Linked DNA regions of Homo sapiens: region 2 is linked to region 1. Evidence: read pairs that join two places in POLR2A ChIA-PET (ENCODE). Cell type or tissue: OCI-LY7. All regions are shown on one strand. Each heading gives the region's core, and the rest is flanking DNA. Links, peaks and the distances in the headings are about the cores only.

The links. Peaks named below come from ENCODE experiments on the same cell type or tissue, not always from the same donor. Only the 100,000 strongest peaks of a DNase experiment are listed, where the experiment ranks them.
Region 2: POLR2A ChIA-PET joins it to region 1 with 9 read pairs; 8 of 35 experiments call an interaction of 5 or more read pairs at or near these places.

Annotation. Positions count from the first base shown.
Region 1 is chr17:82,432,778-82,443,915 of GRCh38, forward strand. HEXD (hexosaminidase D) reads left to right here. Exons shown (of 13, transcript NM_001330542.2): 5 at 881-1,045; 6 at 2,912-3,095; 7 at 3,890-3,961; 8 at 4,391-4,586; 9 at 6,854-6,936; 10 at 8,220-8,298; 11 at 8,388-8,489; 12 at 9,023-9,112; 13 at 9,400-9,868. The coding sequence ends at 9,607. CYBC1 (cytochrome b-245 chaperone 1) reads right to left here. Exons shown (of 7, transcript NM_001033046.4): 7 at 9,809-11,138. Among named protein-coding and RNA genes, the nearest start is that of CYBC1, 12 kb to the right of the region's middle. RefSeq lists enhancers at 6,224-6,723, 6,946-7,733, 9,663-9,752. In OCI-LY7, for the core only: no CTCF peak of the experiment used is centred there; no DNase peak of the experiment used is centred there.
Region 2 is chr17:82,486,454-82,497,591 of GRCh38, forward strand. It overlaps NARF (nuclear prelamin A recognition factor), which reads left to right. Exons shown (of 11, transcript NM_012336.4): 11 at 1,463-4,084. The coding sequence ends at 1,704. TRX-CAT1-8 (tRNA-iMet (anticodon CAT) 1-8) reads right to left here and starts at 8,339; the gene lies at 8,268-8,339. RefSeq lists an enhancer at 4,199-4,398 and silencers at 8,110-8,447, 8,223-8,482. In OCI-LY7, for the core only: CTCF peaks have their summits at 4,251 and 4,454; a DNase peak (open chromatin) is centred at 4,168; H3K4me3 peaks cover 437 bases; H3K27ac peaks cover 1,242 bases.

The DNA of each region.
Region 1 (11,138 bases), core at 2,344-6,343:
TTATGGCTGGGTGCAGTGGCTCACGCCTGTAATCCCAGCACTTTGGGAGGCCAAGGCGGGCAGATCACAAGGTCAGGAGATCGAGACCATCCTGGCTAACACGGTGAAACCCCGTCTCTACTAAAACAAAATACAAAAATTAGCCGGGCGTGGTGGCGGGCGCCTGTAGTCCCAGCTACTCGGGAGGCTGAGGCAGGAGAATGGTGTGAACCTGGGAGGCAGAGCTTGTAGTGAGCCGAGATCATGCCACTGCACTCCAGACTGGGCGGCAGAGCAAGACTCCATCTCAAAAAAAAAAAGAAAAAAAAAAAAAAATATATATATATATATATATATATATATATATATATATTTTTTTTTTTTTTTTATATATATATTTTTAGTCTGGGCGTGGTGGTTCACGCCTGTAATCCCAGCACTTTGGGAGGCCAAGGAAGGCGAATCACTTGTGGTCAGGAGTTCAAGACCAGCCTGGCCAACATAGTGAAACGCCATCTCTACTAAAAATACAAAAATTAGCCAGGCGTGGTGGCACATGCCTGTAATCCCCAGCTACTGGGAAGGCTGAGGCGGGAGGATCACTTGAACCTGGGAGGCAGAGGTTGCAGTGAGCCGAGACTGTGCCACTGCACTCCAGCCTGGGCAACAAAGCGAGATTCCATGGGGTTTCACCAGTTGTCCAGGCTGGTCTCAAATTCCTGAGTTCAAACATTCTACCCACCTCAGCCCCCACAAGGTGCTGGGATTACAGGACTGAGACTCTCTGCCTGGCCTAATTTTTTTGTATTATCTGTAGATTTGAAACAGAAGCCCCAGGTGGGCAGAAGGAGATCAGTCCAGCTCCTCCGCCCCCAACGCGAACTTCTCTGTCTCTCCGCAGTTTGTGCTGAAGCACACGGCCTTCGCCCACCTGCGGGAGGTGGGCTCCTTCCCCTGCACCCTGAACCCCCACGAGGCAGAGTCCCTGGCGCTGGTGGGCGCCATGATTGACCAGGTCCTGGAGCTACACCCAGGCGCCCAGCGGCTGCACATCGGGTGTGATGAGGTGGGTACTGTCACCCCAGCTCTGTGCAGGACACTCTCCCCTATCATGGCTTGTCCTTTTAAATAGGAAAATCTTCCAGGCACTGAGGCCTAGAGACAGGCTTGTTGTTCCCCTCAGGGCACCCCATCCAACATCTTCTCCGAGTGGATGGGCGGCCTGGCACGGGACAGCCTGCGGAGCCCGAGGGAGGCACCCTCGTGTCAGACGCGTCCAACATCTTCTCCGGGTGGATGGGCGGCCTGGCACGGGACAGCCTGCAGAGCCCGAGGGAGGCACCCTCGTGTCAGACGAGACCACCCCGGGCGGCTGGGCTGGCGGAAGCCTGTGGGTGATGGGCAGGTTCACGCCCCAGGACCAGCAGTGAGCATAAGTCAGGGTGTAACTCGAGGGACACCCTTTTGTTGCTGAGAGGAAGTTCTGCATTTGGACCCTGAAGCACCCAATGGAAAAGGTGGTCCCCAGGGGGTGCCAGAGATGTGCCCCCTCCAACCCAGTGAGCCCCCACCCTTGCCCCTCCTGCCACTCACTGGACTCCAACTCAGTCAGGGCCTGGGCAGGATGTGGAACTGAAAGGGGCGGGGTTGGTGCCCACGGGGCTGGGAGGTTCTGCAGGGCTGTGGCTCACAGGGAACCCGAGCTGAACATTTTAGCCCCAGAAGTTTCCTTTTTTTGAAGGAAACCTGAGTATGTAAAATACACTTAAGCTTTACCATTCTAACCATTTTAAAATATAGGCTGGGTGTGGTGGCTCACGCCTGTAATCCCAGCACTTTGGGAGACCAAAGTGGGTGGATCACCTGAGGTCAGGTGTTTGAGACCAGTTTGGCCAATGTGGTGAAACCCCGTCTCTACTAAATATACAAAAATCAGCCGGGCGTGATGGCGGGCGCCTGTAATCCCAGCTACTCAGGAGGCTGAGGCACGAGAATCGCTTGAACCCAGGAGGTGAAGGTTGCAGTGAGCTGAGATCACGCCACTGCATACCAGCCTGGGCAACAGAGTGAGACTCCGGCTCTAAATAAATAAGTAAATAAATAAATAGGCCAGGCACGGTGGCTCACACTTGTGATCCCAGCACTTTGGGAGGCTGAGGCAGGTGGACCACCTGAGATCAGGAGTTCAAGATCAGCCTGGCCAACATGGTGAAACCCCGTCTCTACTAAAAATACAAAATTAGCCAGGTGTGGTGGTGGGCGCCTGTAATCCCAGCTACTCAGGAGACTGAGGCAGGAGAATCACTTGAACCCAGGAGGTGGAGGTTGCAGTGAGCCGAGATTGAGATTGTGCCACTGCACTCCAGCCTGGGCAACAGAGCAAGACCCTGTCTCCAAAATAAATAAATAAGTATAAACGTCAGCACCTCTTCCAGACATTCATGGTGTGGGCAATCACCCCAGGGCAAGCCCCGCACCTGCCCCCAGGCCCCGGCGACCACGGTCTGCTTCCTATCTCGGTGGATTTGCCCGTCTGGGCATTCCACGGGTACCGAGTCACACAGTGTATGACCTGTGCTCCTCCGGGCTGTCAGCTGCCAGAGCTTGGCTGTCTGCTGAAGCCGAGCCGTGTTCATGGTGGGGGATGCTGCCCTATGCTGGTCCATCATGGGGGATGGACCCCTGTGGTCTCTGCTTTGTTGGCTGTGAGAAGAGCTGCTGTGAACATTCACAGGAAACCTTGAGTAGAAGTTCAGGGCTCAGTGAGGAAGACAGGGACACGCTGGGGGTGGTAAGCAAAGGCTCCGAGCCCCTCCCTGGCCTCCTCCCCACAGGCAGCGGCCCCTCTCCGTCAGGGCACGGCGTGAACCCCGGACCCTCCCACCGGTGTGCACGGCTGCCAAGGCAACCCCGTCCTGCTCCTTCCTTGCAGGTCTATTACCTCGGAGAGGGGGAGGCCTCGCGCCGGTGGCTACAGCAAGAGCAGAACAGCACGGGGAAGTTGTGCCTGTCACACATGCGGGCGGTGGCCAGCGGCGTGAAGGCCCGGCGCCCCAGCGTGACACCCCTGGTGTGGGACGACATGCTCCGAGACCTGCCTGAGGACCAGCTCGCAGGTCGGCCAACAGGGCTGGGGGAGGGGGTGGGCCACTGAACTGCCCAAGACCTGCGGCTTCAAAGAAAGAAGGTGCTGTAGGAAGTGGGCCCCAGGGTGAGCCCCAGCCCCGCACAGACCCGCCACAACCACCTCCTGCATCCCCTTGACGCCAGGCCTGAGTCGTTTCCCTAGAAGCTGTGGAGGTTTGGGCAGGAGAGCACAGGCCTGCCTGGTGGCCCAGAGGGCTTGGGAGTGTCCAGCACTCGCAGCAGCCTCCTCCAAGGCCATCCCTGCTGGGACTGGGGGCCGAGGTTCCCGCTGGCTGCTCCTCCAGCCCCTGGGCCCTGCTCGCTCTGCCTGAGGCTTTGGGACGAGCTGCTGAGCGCCTTTCTGGGCCAAGAGGTGGTACTCAGACACCTGGCCTGGTTCCACACAGAGCCCCGAGGCTCAGTGAGCTCCATAGCAGAGCTGGGAGCCAGGGTGTCCTAGGGCCGTGCCGGCCTGGCAGCTTCCACCCATGCATGGCCACATAGATGACTTAGAGTGACCTCCATTCAGCCGCGTGCTCCAGCTGTGCCTGTGGCTCATGGCCTGGTAGAGCAGCAGTGGGAGCATGGTCGCTCCAGCGGGCGCTGGCTTGGAAAGGCACTGTGTGTGGTTGTGGCATTCATTGTCAAAACCCAGCACGGTGCCAAGTCTGTCTTAAAAAGGTATCTGTGCTCACACTTTCAAGCAAAACGAGAACAGGTGGGTCCGAGGGGCTGAGAGTGTGGTCCAGGTGTCTCACCAACCTCACGTCCGCTCTGTCTGCAGCGTCCGGGGTGCCGCAGCTGGTGGAGCCGGTGCTCTGGGACTACACGGCCGACCTGGATGTGCACGGCAAGGGTCAGTGCCAAGTTGTGGGGGGTGTGTTGTCCTGGCCATGTGCCTGGGAAGGCCATCCCTGGCCCTGTGACCCTGCAGCCGGAACTGCCCAGCCTGGAGCCTGCACGGGTAGAGGCCAGGGCACAGCCCCAGCAGACCCCAGCCCATGGTGCCTCGGGACGGCCACCGTGCACCGGTGCCTCACCTCCCTCCCTGTTCCACCAGTGTTTTCCTAGTGAGCAGGTGAACCAGGGGCCACGTACACTCTGGAGTCTCCCCGACTGGGACCCGGGCCGGCCGCATACACTCTGGAGTCTCCTACACTGAGACCCGGGCCTGGCTGTCTCAGGCGGCTCCCATGTTGGCTCTGGGTACAGCCCCGGGAGGCGTGTCCAGGGCCGTGTTGGCCGCCTCCCCTGGAGCCACTCACCTGTTTGCTTTCTCACCCAGTCCTCCTCATGCAGAAGTACCGGCGGTGCGGCTTTCCGCAGCTGTGGGCAGCCAGTGCCTTCAAGGGTGCCACGGGGCCCAGCCAGGCCGTGCCCCCTGTTGAGCACCACCTCAGGAACCACGTGCAGTGGCTGCAGGTGGCGGGCAGCGGGCCCACGGACTCACTGCAGGGCATCATCCTGACCGGCTGGCAGAGGTAAGTCCTGGCCAGTCTGTCCTCAGAGGGTCCAGGGCAGCTCTGGTGGCCACCACGTCGGCCTGTGCAGCGTCCGCCAAGGGCCTTCCCAGGTTGGTCAAAGGGGAAGCAGCCCGGGCCTCCAAGAGGAGCTGCAGAAACAGCCACGTGGGGTTGGGCCCTGCACGCCAGAGCGGCCGCTGAGGGACGCTGCTCCCGTGTTCAGGGTCACGAACACGTGGCCCCCAGCCCCCATGCTACCCGTGTGCGCCGCACCTGAGGCTGTGTGTGTGTGTGTGTGTGTGTCTTGCTTGTGGCACGAGGAGGGGTTTCGGTTCTTTCAGGATTTCACTCTGTTGCTAGAAATGCCGTCTCAATTCGGACCCCACGAGAAGGTTCTTGGGTCTCACACAGGAAAGAATTCAAGGCCAAGTGTGGTGAGGGAGGGTCACTGAAAGGTGCCCAGTGACAGAGGTGGAGCCCTCGGAAGGCCAGCATAGGCGTGCCCAGCTCTGTTTTCCGTTTTTCTCATATCAGGGTCTTGTCTACGTAAACACTAAGCTGTGCTACCTGTGGGTGGGCCAATAGTGTGACAGAATTTATTACTCTAGGGGCTGAGTGCGGTGGCTCATGCCTGTTATCCCAGCACTCTGGGAGGCTGAGACGGGTGGATCACCTGAGGTCCAGAGTTCGTGACCAGCCTGGCCAACGTGGTGAAACCCCATCTCTACTAAAGACACAAAAATTAGCCTGGCGTGGTGGCACGCGCCTATGATCCTAGCTACTCGGGAGGCTGAGGCAAGGAGAATCACTTGAACCCAGGAGGCGGAGGTTGCAGTGAGCCAAGATCACACCGCTGCACTCCAGCCTGGGCGACAGAGCAAAACTCTGTCTCAAAAAAAAAAAATGTATTACTCTATGATTTAAAGAAAACTGTCCTGGACATTTCAGTGTGTAGCCTATGGAAGCCTAACTCTGGTGACCTAGAAGGCACATGCTGTCGTGGGTGTGGGGATGCCAGGACTGTCGGCTGTTGTAGGAGTGGCCCCTGCAGGTATCTAAGCACTTCCTCAGCTGTAAAAATCCTGTGACTGTGGGTCCTGCCTGGCAAGAATGGGCCTTGTTAGTCCCATGAAGGAGCTGGGCCTCCGTGGCATCACCCTGGCGCTCCCAGGCCCCTGCTCCCCTGACGACACTGTGTGAAAAGCAGAGCTAAGATAAACCCCTGGTCGCCGGCCAAGTCCTGACCTTGGGTCTCGTCTCAAGTTAGAGGGTTGGGGGGCAGGTGGCGCAGGTGATGTGGGCTAGGCGAACGGCTGGAGGCCAGACCCACCAGGGGCCCCGTGCCCTCACCCACAAAGCTCAGATTGAGATGGAGTCAAGAATTTCATGGTGGGGACCGCAGAGCCTGGTGGGCCAGCCTGCTAGAGGGGCAGCTCACAGCCACCATGCATGTCCGGAGCTGGCAGCGGCTCTGCAGAAGCTTCTAGATAGTTCCCACTGTCCTGTTGGGATACAGCTCTGTCTGCATAAACCAGGATCGTCCATAGAGCGGGGCGAGGCTCCTCCTCCCCCAGAGCAGCGGCGCATCCTTCAGGCGAGCCTGGGGCTGTGGCGTCAGGCATTGCCCAGCCTTCGCCTGTGCTCACACCTGGGGCAGCGTCTGTCACCCACCTCACAGCTGAAGAAACTGAGGCACGGGCAGGTGGAGGCACCCTACCCAGCAGTGGGAAGCCCAGGCCAGGCCAAGGCCCCCCAGCCCTCGCTTGGGACAGATGCTGCCCCTGACCTGCTGCCTGCCACGCCTGATCTCTCGCCCTCCTCATGGGGCCTTGGGGAAAAGCTGCCACCCCCACCAGCCAGACAGGAGGCAGCCGAGGGAGAGGGTGGGGCAGGAGGGGCCCGGAGGCCCTAGGAGGGGGGCGTCAAGGGCAGCCCCCAGAAGCAGGAGCCCTTTTCTCAGAGGCCAGAGGTGCTGGGGGGAGGGACAACGACCGGCCACCCACCCAAGGTCCACCCAGAATTCCCATGGCTCCGGAGAGCATTGCAGCAAGGAATCCCCACGCTCTTCACTTGTCCGGTTTCTAGAACGGAGTTGACATGAGAGCCCTGCCGCACAGAACCTGTCTTGGAAACCCTGGGCCCCATGGGTTGAGGGGGTCGGGCTGCCCCCAGCGCTGATGTAGCCTAAGGCCCTGGAACAACAGCAGGGACGTCCGAAGTCAGGGCGCCTGCGTCAGGCTGCTGGGGGCGGGCTGCGGAGCTAAGCGCCCCTCTCATGGACCCAGGTACGACCACTACTCTGTGCTGTGCGAGCTGCTGCCCGCAGGAGTCCCGTCCCTGGCCGCCTGCCTGCAGTTGCTTCTACGCGGTATGTCTGGTCTGGCCACCCCAAGCCCCACCGGCCCCTCCCCGAAAGACCCGGAGGGCAGGAGGCCAAGCACCCAGTGCTCCAACCACCCTGCTGGACTGTGGTGGTCCTCACAGTCGGAGGATGGTCTCACCGCCCCAGCTCAGCCACCCACCTGCCCTGAAGTCCACCCAGGCTGGGCCTGTGTCTGGGTCTCCAGGCCTAAGCCCAAAGCAGGCTGGAGAGTGACGCGGGAGGCACCCCTCAGACACAGTGAATCCGCAGAAATGCACGCAGGTCGGAGGTGGGGAACGGCTCCACCTTTGCTGCACACACGTCCTGCCCACCTGGCCGAGCAGGTGTGGGGCTCAGGCGCCCGGCCCTGGAAGGCCCCGCACCCTGGACCCAGCACTCACACTTCCAGGTCTCCTGAGGGAGCAGCGGGACCCATGGGCAGGGGCAGGCACCGGGGAACCCCTTGGGGTCGGCAGGGGGCTTGGCCAGAGGAGCTGTGTGTGTGGAAACTCGCAGGCCACACGGGAAATTAGCGACTGCGTGGTGCTGATGCAGAAAGAAAAATGGCCGAGACGCGCGGAGAGCGGGACCCGCAGGCGCGGCGGCCCAGGGACGGGGACGCGGCCGGTGAGAGGACGCAGAATGAGATCAGATTGACTTCTCAGTTGCTGACTCTCAACTGCTTAGAAAGGGGCAGAAACGATAAAAACAGACACCCCTGTACCCCACACTAAAGAGCTGTGTTAATATTGACGGTATTTGCAGTGTCCCTTGCCCACGGCCCCATCCGCCACCCGTGACTGGGGCACTTCCCTCCTGCCCTCTGGCCGTCAGCCTCTTGCAGCAAGCATTTCCATGAACACCAAGTCGGAGATTCGTCCACGCTGGTGCCTGCAGGCCTCATGGGTTTGTTTCGGGTGCTCTAGAATATTCCATCGATTGTGTAAAACACAGTGGCAAACTCTGCGTGAGCCCTGGACACCTGTGTGGGTCGGGCTGCGCCCAGCAGGAAGAGCCACTTGCTGTCCGGGTGTTGCTGCTGGCAACACAGTCTTACTTCTGTTTTCTGATTTTTAAAATAAGGAACGTATTTCACGTGTTTAAAGAGAAGCAGCAGGCCCATTTGCCCCCAGGTCCCCTTGGGGCCGGCACACGCGGGGCTGGGCCTGGCCAGTGGCTCTCCATTGCCGCCCGCCCACTGCCCCAGTACCTAGGCCTGCAGGTCCCAATGTAGCCCCCTCCCCTCCTCCAGAGGCCCCTCCAACCGCCCCGCTCATTTGTGATTTCAGGAGGATTTGATGAAGATGTTAAAGCGAAAGTGGAGAACCTTCTCGGGATTTCCAGCCTGGAAAAAACGGACCCTGTTAGGCAAGCACCCTGCAGCCCTCCCTGTCCCCTTCTTCCCCTCCCCTTCCCCCGCCCGTGGAGACAGCTGTTCTCAGCAGGGCTCTCCGCAGGGAGGGGGCCGGCTCCTTCCCTGGCAGCAACATCCTTGCCCTTGTCACACAAGTCAGCCTCCATCTGCGCAGCTCTGTGGATGCGCTGCTGGAGGGCAACAGGTGAGCGTGTGGGTTAGGGGCAGGTGTGGGTGAGGGGGGCAGGCATGGGGCGGGTGCAGGTGAGGGGGCAGGTGTGGGTGGGAGGCAGGTGCGGGTGAGGGGCAGGTGCAGGTGAGCGGGCAGGCATGGGGCAGGTGCGGGTGAGGGGCAGGTGTGGGTGGGAGGCAGGTGCAGGTGAACAGGCAGGTGTGAGCGTGCAGGTGTGGGTGAGGGGCAGGTGCAGGTGAGCAGGCAGGCATGGGGCAGGTGCGGCTGAGGGGCAGGTGTGGGTAAGCGGGAAGGCATGGGGCAGGTGTGGGTGGGAGGCAGGTGTGGGTGAGGGGGGTAGGGACAGGTGCTGGTGAGGGGCAGGTTCACAAGTCCCCCCACTCCCAGGCACAGGAGGAGGCAGCCTCATCCTTCACAAAGACTTTCTGGGGGACATAAGACTTAGAAATGTCAACCCCATTCTTAAACATTTTCTGTATTACTGCAAAGCCGCCCCACGGCTGCCTTGGTAGCCCGCGGCACACCCCTATGTGGATTTGCCCCAGGTATGTCACTGGCTGGTTCAGCCCCTACCACCGCCAGCGGAAGCTCATCCACCCGGTCATGGTTCAGCACATCCAGCCCGCAGCGCTCAGGTGAGGCCCTGGGCTCTTATAGGCCGTGCAGCCATGGGTTCCCTGAGAACTGCTGCTGTTGCTGACATGTCCCTCAACTAGAGAGCAGAGGGTGAGCCCCTAGTTGTAAAAGGCCCTCTGGTCTCAGATGTGCAGCTGTCACCGACTTGTTCCTCCCGACATGCCGATGAGGTAGGGTCAGTAGCCCCATTTCACAGGTGAACTGAGGCACAGGGCAGTACTGACCATGGGGCTGAGGGCAAGTCCCAAGTGTGCAGACTGTGCGTTCATGGCGCCCTCACCTGCAGCCTCCTGGCACAGTGGAGCACCCTCGTGCAGGAGCTGGAGGCTGCCCTGCAGCTGGCTTTCTACCCGGATGCCGTGGAGGAGTGGCTGGAGGAAAACGTGCACCCCAGCCTGCAGCGGCTGCAAGCTCTGCTGCAGGACCTCAGCGAGGTGTCTGCCCCCCCGCTGCCACCCACCAGCCCTGGCAGGGACGTTGCTCAGGACCCCTGAGGGGAGAGCTCATGCCAGGGGGCTCCTGCTGGAGGCTGGGGGGGCTCTGCACTGCCAAATGGCCTGGGCAATACGGGCCCACGTGGGCGTCGTGCCCTCTGGCCCAGCAGTGTCTTGCCCACACTCAGTTCCTGAGGGCCCTGGGCAGCCCCTGGGGGAGAGACTAGAAAACACAGAAGGAAGCAGCACAGGGAGACCCGCTTTGTGATCTGCATGTGTGACACTGATTCTTTGGAAATAAAGAGTGGAAGCTGCAGGTGACACGTGAAGGGTTATTTATGGTTATGATGACCCTGTCCTGCAACGAGGGACTGGCAGCCACTACTGAGGAGGAGGGTCCCATCTCTCTCCTGTCGGCTTTCACCGAGGTCACAGCCAGACGTGGGGCAAAGGTGTTCCCTGTCCTACCCAGCCATTCCTGGGCCTGCCGCCTAGGGGCTCACAGGGCCCAGGAGTCCCCAGCTCACAGGCCAGGGCATCAGGCCAGGCGCGCTCGGTGCACACCGCACCTGGGAGGACCTGGGTACACTCAGGAGACCAAGAGCACTGGCGGGTCAGGATGGTTGGCGTTCAGCTCCTACGGGGTGGGGAGAAGTCTGTAGCCGAGAGCCCAGCCCCCTCCTGCCAGGTCTTCCCAGGTTCGAGAGAGGCTGGAACTCAATTTCTGCAGAAAATCTCCCAGTTTTTCCTGTTTGGTTAGTTTTTTTACAAAGACAGGATCTTGCTGTGTTGCCCAGGCTGGTCTTGAACTCCTGGCCTCAAGCAATCCTCCCACCTCGGCCTCCGAAAGTGCTGGGATTACTGGCATGAACCACTGCGCCCGGCTGGAGCTCCCGGTTTTTAAGCACTGCACGATACTAGAAGAGCTGACCTTTTTTCTGGCCTCACAGCTTATGCTGAAGCTGAGTGTGAGGAACAGAGAGACCTTTCTGTGACGACCGCTGGGGCAGAGTGGTCTATGCGCCGAGATCCTGGCATCAGCAAGGGAGGCGGGTCCTCGGGGAGGGGCAGCTTCCACAGTGTGGCTGCAGCGTGCACAGCCAGGTAGGCCCTGGATGTTCACCCCTCACTGCCCTTGGGGAAGCACCTGACCGCTGGGGATGTCCACCAGGGAGAGGACGCTGTGTCGGGGACAACATGCAGCATCAGCACCCACAAGGGCCCGGCCTGGCCCCGCCTCTCCACTCGCCCGAGGTCTTGCTGTGGCCCAAAGCAGGAGTCCAGGGCTGGCGAGACCTCCGGCTGCAGAAAGGCAGGCCCAGGCCTCACGATGGAGAAAGTCTGGATGTCCTGGTCTGGCCTGCTGTTTCATGCAGTGTGCAAGCAGCAGCATGAGCAGGCAATAGGCCAACTCGGCTGGAGGCACCAACTGAAGCCAAGGCCACGGGTCCTGTGGGCGGTGCACGGGCTCAGGCACACCGGGAATGTGCCACGGGTCCTGTGGGCGGTGCACGGGCTCAGGCACACCGGGAATGTGCCACGGGTCCTGTGGGCGGTGCACGGGCTCAGGCACACCGGGAATGTGCCACGG
Region 2 (11,138 bases), core at 2,337-6,336, 54 kb after region 1:
GGCCCTTGGGCAGGGCACAGACAAGGGTGTGTCCTTCAACACAAAGGATCTCGTAGAGGAGGGGAGGCCTCAGCCAGCACTGACAAGAGGAGGGTGAGGGCAGAGAGGGGAGCCTGTGGCCTTGGAGGCCTCACTGAGCATTCCAGGGGCACGGAAGGGTCAGTCCCACAGCTGGGCTGAGGAGCAGCCGGGAGGTGGGCCGTGAAGCAGGGCCTCTGGGAGGGCCTCTGTGTGCAAGCGGGTGGAGCTGGGGCCTGAGGAAGGAGAAGGTGCAAGCCCAGCCCCCTGGGAAAGTGGAGGTTGGAGACCAGCTGGGGTGCCACCCTGGAACCCATGGGGAGTGAGGTTTAACCAGGGAAATTTGCTCCAGATTGTTTTAAATGAACTCTTACACTACTAAGAGTGACATCATCTAACACGTTGGAGAGTAAGTAGCATTAATAGATAGGAGACACATTTTTACTCAGGCCAGTGTTGGGTGTGTGGGCTCATGGCTGGGCTCACAGCTTAGCTGCCTCTGGTGCAGCCTCCAGGCAGGGCCCAGCACACTAACACGTGTGGTGCAGGCAGGAGTGGTTTAACTGCTTGTTCACAATTCCTGTGCTATCCTGGTTTTGCCAAATTCCAAGAGAAGTTGGAAATCGGGATTTGCATATGAAGCCACCCAGTTCTAAAAGGTTGGCAACTTAGGTTTTAGGTAAAACCATTTTATGGGTGATGTAAATGGGTAAGAATGAGAGGCACACGGGTCCAGGCACGGTGGCTCACGCCTGTAATCCCAGCACTTTGGGAGGCCGAGGTGGTCGGATTACCTGAGGTCAGGAGTTTGAGACCAGCCTGGCCAACATGGTAAAACCCTGTCTCTACTAAAAATACAAAAATTAGCCGGGCGTGGTGGCACACACCTGTAACCCCAGGTACTTGGGAGACTGAGGTGGGAGAATCGCTTGAGCCCAGGAGATGGAGGTTGCAGTGAGCCGAGATTAGGCCACTGCACTCCAGCCTGACCAATGGAGAGAGACTCTGTCTCGAAAAAAAAAAAAAAGAAGAATGAGAGGCACACGGGGCTGTGAGTCTGGGATCAGTGTCCCTGACAGCCTTGAGGAAGACCCTGGCCTGTTCAGCCAGCCCTAGCCTTAGGCCACACAACATTCCACGTCCCCTTTATTCCTCTCCTGCTTCCAACTCTTCCCTGTGAGGCAAAACTTCCTTAAGACTATCCCGGCTGGGTGCGGTGGCTCACGCCAGTGGTCCCAGCTCGAAGTAGGATTGCCGCTTGAAGCCAGGAGTTCAAGACCAGCCTGAGCAACATAGCAACACCCGCCCCTCCCGCCCAATCTCTACAAAAAATTTAAAAATCAGCCGGGCAAGGTGGTGTGTGTCTGTAGTTCTAGCTGCTCAGGAAGCTAAGGCAGAAAGATCGCCTGAGCCCAGGATAAACTTACCTGTGTTTATCTTTCAGGATGCTTAAATGGCAGAGGCCAAGCCCAGACTCCAGACGGACATGCGGATAAGGCCCTGCTGCGGCAGATGGAAGGCATTTACGCTGACATCCCTGTGCGGCGTCCGGAGTCCAGTGCACACGTGCAGGAGCTGTACCAGGAGTGGCTGGAGGGGATCAACTCCCCCAAGGCCCGAGAGGTGCTGCATACCACGTACCAGAGCCAGGAGCGTGGCACACACAGCCTGGACATCAAGTGGTGAAGTCAGGCCAGGGCCTTCCAGCTGCTCTTGGGGCCAGAGCCAAGAGCCTCTCAGTAGAGGGAGGGGCTGCCCTGAGTGGAGTATTAAAGACACTTAAGAAAACCGCTCAATGGATTACTTTGGTTTCTCCGAGTTCCCTGCTACCCCGTTTATTGGAGGCCCCTCAGGCAGTTTCATGTGGTGCTATCTTCATAATAGGTGTGGGATTGGAACTTTTTTTTTCTTTTTTTTTTTTTGAGACGGAGTCTCACTCTGTCACCCAGGCTGGAGTGCAATGGCGCAATCTCAGCTCACTGCAACCTCTGCCTCCCGGGTTCAAGCGATTCTCTTGCCCCAGCCTCCCGAGTAGCTGGGACTAACGCGCACACCACCATGCCCAGCTAATTTTTGTATTTTTAGTAGAGATGGGGTTTCACTATGTTGGCCAGGCTGGTATTGAATTCCTGACCTCCTGATCCACCCGCCTTGGCCTCCCAAAGTGCCAGGACTGCAGGCATGAGCCACCGTGCCTGGCAGATTGGAACGTTTTAACATGAGAGGAGCACTTCCCCAATTTATCCCTTCATCCTAAGATTGTGAAAAAGTCCCAAAGAGTGGGAATGGAGACAGACTACTGTATTTTAGGTTTAAAAAGAAAAATCCAGAAAGTGTCCTGTGAAGAGCTAGGACCCCCAGAGGTTCTAATGCACATGACTTGAAGGTGATTTGATGTGGGAGTGAGGGCAGAGGGTGGGGTGGCTGTGCCTGTGGACTCCTGTGGCCCTGGGGTTGTTAGGGCAGGCAGTCCACAGTCCCAGATCCCTGCCCATTTTGGCTCTTTCTTTTACCCACTCATATTTTCCTTGAAAATGTTTTTGCCAGAACATTAATAACTGTCAGCCTTTTAGAATCAGGAGACTTACGTACAAATCTGGATTTTCAGCTTTTCTTAGAAAAACTGTAGTTTCTGACAACAGTAGGCCCCATTCCTCACAGCCAGTCACCACCCTCCTCCCATTCCTCACAGCCAGTCACCACCCTCCTGGACCATACTCGGCCCTGGGCCATTCCTCACAGCCAGTCACCACCCTCCTCCCATTCCTCACAGCCAGTCACCACCCTCCTGGACCACACTCGGCCCTGGGCCATTCCTCACAGCCAGTCACCACCCTCCTGGACCATACTCAGGGCCCTGGAGGCCTGGCAACCCAGGCCCCAACTCAAACTTGTACATTCAGTCTTTCAGTCGGACTCGCACTGGGGCAAGGGTGACAGACACGAGAATGGAAAATTGAGAAGGCTGCCCGCACCAGCTGGGTGGGTGCAGGGGGCCCCAGCTCATCATCAGCACTGTCGTGGGGTGGGAGTCGGGGGTAAAGGTTCCGTCTGACCCTGAGGGGTTGAGGATATTCAGGTGGTCCAGCCTCCCGCAGAAGACTTCCCTGTCACCCTTGGCAGACAGGTTTCTTCTCACACGGCCCTGGCCCATCCACTCGCCATGAAGCCCTCTGTGCTCAGGGTGATGGAGCCCCCTCCATTCTGGCACTGCACTGTGGGCATGAGCTTGCCTTAAAAAGAAAGGAGAGGCCAGGCACGGTGGCTCGTGCCCTATAATCCCAGCACACTGGGAGGCCAAGGTGGGAGGATTGCTGGAGTCCAGGAGTTTCTACATGGGAGACTCTGTCTCTACAAATTTTTTTTTTTTTTTTGAGACAGAGTCTCACTTTGTCACCCAGGCTGGAGTTCAGTGGCGTGATCTCGGCTCACAGCAACCTCCGCCTCCTGGGTTCAAGCGATTCTCCTGCCTCAGCCTCTGGAGTAGCTGGGATTACAGGCGCGCGCCACCGCGCCTGGCTAATTGTATTCTTAGTTGAGACGGGTTTCGCCATGTTGATCGGGCCGGTCAGGCTGGAATTTCTGACCTCAGGTGATCCAACCACCTCAGCCTCCCAAAATGCTGGGATTACAGGCGTGAGCCACTGCACCTGGCAAAAAATTTTTTTTTAAAAAGGAGAAAGCAGTTTAACCACAAACAGTGAAACAGAGCTGGCAGACGCCTGAAACTCCATGGAACCATGCAGCTGTACCCTAGGGCTCCTCCCAGGAAAAGAGAGATGTCAACGTGGCCCAAGGTGTCCTGAAGCACTGGGATTGGATTAACTCGAGCGATGGCCTTCCCAGCCCTCCGTGCTGCAGAGCCTCTGCTCGCTAGGCTGCCTTCATCTCACTCTGTGTGCTGTGCCTGTGCACCTGTCTTGTCAATAACTGCATATATTGTGTTGCGTTGCCTGTCTTGCTGGATAACTGCATATATTGTGTTCAGTTGTGTATTTGTTTTGCTTTCAGTCTATATACAGTTGGGTTTCCAACCTCTGATTCTGGAATAAACAGTTGCAGCGTGTCTGAGTGAATGGTTGAGTGAGCCGAGCCACCTGCTGCCCCAGCAGGGCCACATCTTGTGGTGTGTTGCCGTCCTCACTGCGGCCACGCCAGGTGGCCTCGCCCTGTGCTTTCTGAGCCACCACCTGGTGTGGAGTCAGGAGAGTCCTCTGTCTCCCTCCAGGAAGCTGCTCACCAGGCCTAGAACACCAGAAGTCGGTAGAGGGCCACCCTTGTCCAGCTACAGTGAAGAGATCACCTCCTGCAGTAACCACTGCGCAGGGCACCACAGCTGGCCTGCCGTGAAGCCGCCCCTGCAGGTCGCGTGGGGAGGCCAGGCTGAGGCACTGGGCACCAACATGAGACACCAGAGGTCCCCCGTGCCTGCTGGTGGGTTATAGCCATGGGGACTGTGTGCATTTTCTTCTGCACAGGAGAAAAGTGGCGAGATTTCCTTCATTGTAACCGGAACGGTATTAGCCGTCAGGCCAAGGCGCCTAGATGTGGAGGCAGCACACTGGTCGGGAGGGATGGTGTGCCTGGCCCGTGCCTGCTGGTGAGCCAGGCTGGTCCTGGCATGAGGCAGCACGCTGGTTGGGGGGATGGTGTGCCCGGCCCGTGCCCGCTGGTGATCCAGGCTGACCTGGGGGGATGGTGTGCCCGGCCCATGCCCACTAGTGAGCCAGGCTGGTCCTGGTGTGAGGAGGAGGAGGAGGAGGAGGACGAGATGAGCCCTGGGTGGCATCCCGTGCTGGCACCACCATGTAGGAACATGGCCATGTGTGCTCTGGTGCTGCCATGTACTGCAGGGGACCGGAACACGTCTGAGCTGATAAACGTGTTGCCATCCCAGTGAACAGATCTGCTGTTCGGTGCCTGTGGTCTGATGGGCAGCGCCTAGGTTTCTCAATTCCATTTCCACCTGGCCTGAGAGCTTGTACTCGTCGCAGCCAGTGTAGACTGTCCGCACTGGTCCTTAGTGTTGCTGCAGTTGCAAATGGGCTCATCCACTGTGCCTGCCTGTTGGTTTGCCGCTTGCCTGGGATGTAGATCTAGGGTGAACCCTTGGGTGTGTGCCGGCTTTGAGGGTGTCCCATGGCCTCATCTGCGGGCCCAGAGCTGAGCAACTGAGGCGTCTGGACACATGGCCTGCCACAGTCGTGTGACCTTCACGCCGAGTCTAGGCCAGAGATGTCAGAGGAGGGAATTGCGGCCCAGGCAGGGGCTGACTTGCCCAAGGCCACTTGGCCTCCAGATGGGGCCCGGTGTTTAAGTTTCCACTTCGAACAGAGCATCTGTCTAAAGCAGATCAACCCTCATCTCATGGTTAGGAGCCCTCAGTCCGCCGCTGCAGGGGGCGAGCTGTCGGTTTTGGGTAGAGGCCGGCTCTGCATTCTGAGGATGAGCCTTGTGGGTTTTGGATAGAGGCCGGCTCTGCGTTCTGAGGATGAGCCTTGTGTTCTGAAATCAAGGAGAGCAGGTGCCAGGGCTGAACACTTCAAAGTTGTAATGCGAATTGTCCAATAGGCAAAGATTTTTATTAAGTATTCAGCTGAGTAAGAAGAGGGGGTGCTCACGACTGCTGGCTGGAGTGCAGTTTGGCAGTAACGCCCCAACTTGATGAAAGTCGTATAGTTTAGCTGTTAGGAACTTTCCCTGGAGCAGTCCACCTCACAGGTGCCCAGTGCGCAGGACCTGGAGAATATCTGTTCTATGTCTGCATTGGTGTAAACAAGCTACAACACCGAACTAAAAGCCCATCGGGGCAAGTGTCAGGACATCCTGGGGGTTCTAGGAGTGGTTAAAGTATAAAATAGATGTTTATGTCCTGACATGGACTTTTTTTTTTTTTTTTTTGAGACAGGGTCTGGCCCTATCACCCAGGTTGGAGTACAATGGCACCATCATGGCTTACTGCAGACTCAACCTCTCAGACTCAATCAATCCTCCCACTTCAGCCTCCTGAATAGCTGGGACTGCAGGCATGCGCCACTACTCCCAGCTAATTTTTTGTACTTTCTGTGCAGACAGGGTTTTGCCATGTTGCCCAGGCTGGTCTCGAGCTCCTGGGCTCAAGTGATCCTCTCCCCTCAGCCTCCCAAAGTGCTGGGATTACAGGCGTGAGCCACCACACCAGCCTGATTTGAAATTTGGTTAGAATAAGAAAGAAAACCTGGCAAGCCAGAGTGACAGACATGGCATCTGCATGGTGAGTGTGGATGAGTGGCAGTGGATTTGGGAGGGGGGACTGGAGCGGGAGCAGTGGCTGCCAACCATGGGCCTGACCCGGCGAGCCCGTCACCAGATTCCAGATACTCTCACCCCGACTGCTTGGACGTATTGCAAATATAGTGACTCATAGGATTACTGTCCTTTGATTTATGTTAATCATAGCCTTGAACGCTTTCTTAAAGTGTAAAAGTTACAGTTAAAAAAACCTCCAACCTTACTTTTCATAACTCTGCCAGCTCTTTGTGGCGGGTTAGCCTTCTGCTCTGGGTGGCACAGTGGCGTCAGCGTCTGTTTTGCTAACTCTGGGCATCTCATCCTAACTGTGCCCAGCCACACGGAGGGCCTCAGAGAGGGGCAGAGAAGTGCATTTTGGGTGGCTGCATTTGCCATCCAATATCCTAGTTGGAATCGGGAGACCTTGCATCAAGCCAGGACACAGGACCGCTGTTGGATGCCATGGTCTGAGCAGCAATGTGGCCCTCATCTGAGGTGTGTGCTGGGTCTGCCTCTGCACCAGCTAGGTGTCCTGGTAAGTTAAGTAACACTTCGCCTGCTCTCTGTTGCCCCTAAGCCTTTGTCTCGCATCAATCTTGGCAGAATCCTCCTGTTCCTCTGTCTTCGGCTTTAGCCACCATCAGGGCGTGTGTCCTGCTATTTCCCCACTCGTTTTTGCCCTGTAAAGGAAAGACCATGTAGCAGCTGGCACTCCTTCCCCACTCCAGGCCCGGTGTCCTGGGCTGTGGCACCTGAAGATTCTGTCCCTGAGCCAGTCTGGACACAGCCAGGCGGCAGCACTGGCATTTTGGGATGTCAGTGCATCATCATGGGCACTGTGTGTCCACGTGGGATGCCAGGACCTGGTGCTGGGATGTACAGGGAGTGAGTACTGCGGCTGCATTTCTCTCCTGTTGGAGGGAGGTTCTCACCTCCAGCTTCTGATGATGTCAGTGGAGCGAGAATGCCAACCCAGAGGGCCGTGACACTCCAGCCCTTTTTTTTTTTTTTTTTTTTTTGAGACAGGTTCTCGTTCTGTCACCCAGGCTGGAGTGCAGTGGTGCAATCTCAGCTCACTGCAGCTTCGACCTACCAGGCCCAAGAGATCTCTCACACTCCGAGTAGCTGGGACTACAGGCGCCAGCCACCACACCCAGCTAATATTTTTGTATATTTTTGTAGAGACGGGGTTTCACCATGTTGCCCAGGCTGGTCTCCAACTCCCGACCTCAAGCGATCCACCTGCCTCAGCCTCCCAAAGTGCTGGGGTTACAGGTGTGAGCCACTGCACCTGGCCTTGATCTTCTAGCGAAAACTAGAGAGAGAGAGAGAGAGAGAGAGAGAGAGAGAGAAACGTTAAGAGGGAAAGAAAAGGCAGGAACCCCTAAGCCCACTCCCTCAGGAGAGGAAGGGAAGAGAGGATGGGGATCCAGCCAGACCCTTTTGTCAGGAAAACACTTGCTGGGTTCCTTACCTGGAGGGGTCTCTAGTGAGTCGGTTGATGGCAGGAGGCTCCCTGGCAGCCAGACAGGGAGAAGAATGCCAGCCTCTGCAGGCACCTTCGGCCACGTGGAGGAGCAGACCTAAGTGTGGCCAGGGAGGTTTCAAAGCCTCGAAAATGCTGCAGACAAAGGATGCATGTCCTGTGCCAGACCCTGTTCTCTAAGCCAGGAGCAGGTACTGATGGGGGGTCCCGGGCCAGGTGGACACACAGAGAAGAGGACTGAGGAGTGCAAAACCCCTCCCTTGCTCCCAGGGAGGCATTTTGCCCAAGCCAGGGAATGCAGAGGGCAATGAGCCCACAACTGCCACAATTTCTGGGACAAAGCTATGAGGCAAGGTATGCTCACATCAAGATTTGAACTCAGATTGCTGCTGTTGCCTGTCCTCCGTGCCTTGACACAAACAGGGACGTTATTGGGGCCTGGAGAAGAATTATGGGCCACAGGCTGCCCAGTCAGGAAAGAAAAGGGAGTCTATAGCAGAGGATGGTTTCGATCCATCGACCTCTGGGTTATGGGCCCAGCACGCTTCCGCTGCGCCACTCTGCTGGCTATAAGGGGGGAGCCTGAGTCAGATCATGACCACAGGAGTCATCTCCCTGCAGGCGGCGACCCCTACTGGCCAAGAGGGGCCAACAGAGGACTGGCTGGGCAAGGCACATGCTCAATTATAAGCCTACTCCTCCTCTCTCAACTTCTTGTAGATAAAACTCTCTGAATTCATGTCCTTTTCTGCTGTTAAAACATTGGCTGGAGGCCGGGCACAGTGGCTCACGCCTGTAATCACAGCACTTCGGGAGGCCAAGGCAGGCAGATCACATGAGGTCGGGAGTTCGAGACCAGCCTGACCAACATGGAGAAACCCTGTCTCTACTAAAAATACAAAATTAGCCGGGCGTGGTGGCGCATGCCTGTAATCCCAGCTACTCGGGAGGCTGAGGCAGAATTGCTTGAACCCAGGAAGTGGAGGTTGCGGTGAGCCGAGATCGCACCACTGCACTCCAGCCTGGGCAACAAGAGTGAAACTCTGTCTCAAAAAAAAAAAAAAAAAGTTGGCTGGGCATGGTGGCTTACGCTGTAATCCCAGCACTCTGGGAGGCTGAGGCTCAGGAGTTTGAGACCAGCCTGGGCAACACAGGGAGACCCCCCCCCCCCGGCCTCTACAAAAAATAAAAATAAAAAAAAAAATAGCCAGGGGTTGGCAGCCAACGCCTGTAGTCCCAGCTACTCAGGAGGCTGAGGTGGGAGGATCGCTTGAGCCCAGGAAGCAGAGAGCAAAGATCATGCCACTGCGCTCCAGCCTGGGTGACAGAGCCAGACCCCAGTCTCAAAAAACAAAACAAAAAAAAGACTGAAACTCCTGGGATCCAACTGAAAGTATGAGCCGGGACACTCAAAGGAGATAGCTGCAGCTAGTCTAATGAACTGTCTGTGAGGAGCATCTCGACACAAGCCACGGTCAGCACCGAGGCCTGAGCCCTCAGGGCAGGGTGCATCCTTCCCAGGAGCCTGGACCCTGTGAGAGCTGGAGCTAATGGGATGGGCCACCAAACAGGAGGCATGGCTCCCCTGAGAGGAGCCATCGACCCTAGGCCAGGCAGAGAAAGAGCTGGGGAATACCCAAGCCTCTCTCTCCTCCACCCTCCAATCTCCTTGCCCGTGCCTCCCATTGGCTGCAGCCGCTTAGCTGTCTTGCCCTCTGCCTTCCAGGCGGCCTCAGGTAAGAAAGGCGGAGGTGGGCCTAGAGGACACATCCCAAAGCACTACAGGAAGTAGGTGTGGCCCTACATGTATGGACACGTTGCCAAGAGCACGGGAGGGAGGGGAGGCTGAGGCAGAGCCTGCAGCCAGGGAGCTCCGTGATGTTGCTGGCACCTGGCAGGGCACAGGGTGCAGCCCTGGGCCCAGAACCTCCAGACTGGGGGCTGCCGATGGGGTGAGGCTCCCTGTGCTGCACCCACAGGCCTGTACTGCAAACCTTCACCTCCGCAGTCTAATGGGTGTTGTGTGAGTCTTACAGACCCAAGCACACAGGTACAGGCACAGAGGTGAAAAGGTGTCGACTGGGAGAAGACAGAGGGAACCTTCTGAGCAGCTCAGAACTGTCCCAGGGCTTGGCCAAGCTGCTAGGCTCAAAACCAGATTGGAGGGTTGGTGTCAAAGGCTTGCTGATGAGGTATGTGGATGGACTTCTTGCAACAGGCCCAGAAGTTGAGAAGAGATGGTCCCTACTCTTCTGGGTGTACGAAGCAATCTAAACATGACGGCCAGACTCTCCAGCCACCTTAGTGATGCTTGTTTTATGGCCTCGGACCAAAATGGTCATGAGAACACGGAAGGAGGGCACGCCCAGGCTTCTTTCTTCGTCAAGCCTGCCCGGGCAAGGGCTCCTGCTAAAATATTTTAGCGACCAACCACACATCGCAATACTAGTGGGGTGGGGCAGCCCGCACCTGGTGACAGGTGGCCTCACTCATCCTTCTGTGGAAGGCGCAGGGGCCAGGCCGGAAAAGACCCTGAGGCTGGACCTGGTCGTATCTGCGTCCCTGCAGGAACCCACTGTCGCTGCCCCTGCACGACGCCCGCCAGCCCACGATGGCAGCAACAGGTGATGGGCCCGTGCAGGTGGGAAACCGATTTTCCTCTCAGCCGCTCGCCCTCCGGAGGCAGCTGGCCCAAAAGAGGGGCATCGGGCGTCCTCCTCCACACAGCCTTAGAGGGGGAGGTCGGCACCAGCATCTTTCCCACGCTCCTGGCAGATGCGCCCACGGCTTCTACCCGGGATGCCCGAGCGTCAGTCGGGCCAGCGCCAGCCGCGCGCGCCGGAAGCGTTTGCTCGTGCAGATCCCCGGCGCGGAAGCCCGACTACGAAGCTGCGGCATCGCAGGCGCCGCCTCAGGTCCCCACCCGCTTCCCCCCGGGTTTGCGGACGGAGCTGGCGCCTCTGAAGGCGGAGGCGAGGGCCCCGCTCCTTGACCGTTCTTGCTCCTCCGCGGGAGCCGCCGGCCGTCACGTGGGAGGTCACGTGGGTGGTTTGTCAACTGCTCGCAGACGCCTTCGCGCGCAGCCCCGGCCCTCACGGGAGTGCGCAGTCCGAGCATGCGCAGCAGGAGGCGCGAGTTGTCCTCCACAGCGCGGCGGGGCGGGAGACCTCCCTCCCACCCAGACCCCGCCGGCCTCCCTCCCACTCAGACCCCGCCGGCCTCCCTCCCACCCCCGCCGACCTCCCTCCCACCCAGACCCCGCCGGCCTCCCTCCCACCCACCCAGACCCCGCCGCCCTCCCTCGGCGCTCGGGACAGGCTCGGGACGCTGGGGCCGCGTCCGAGCACGTGAGGGCTGAGCAGCC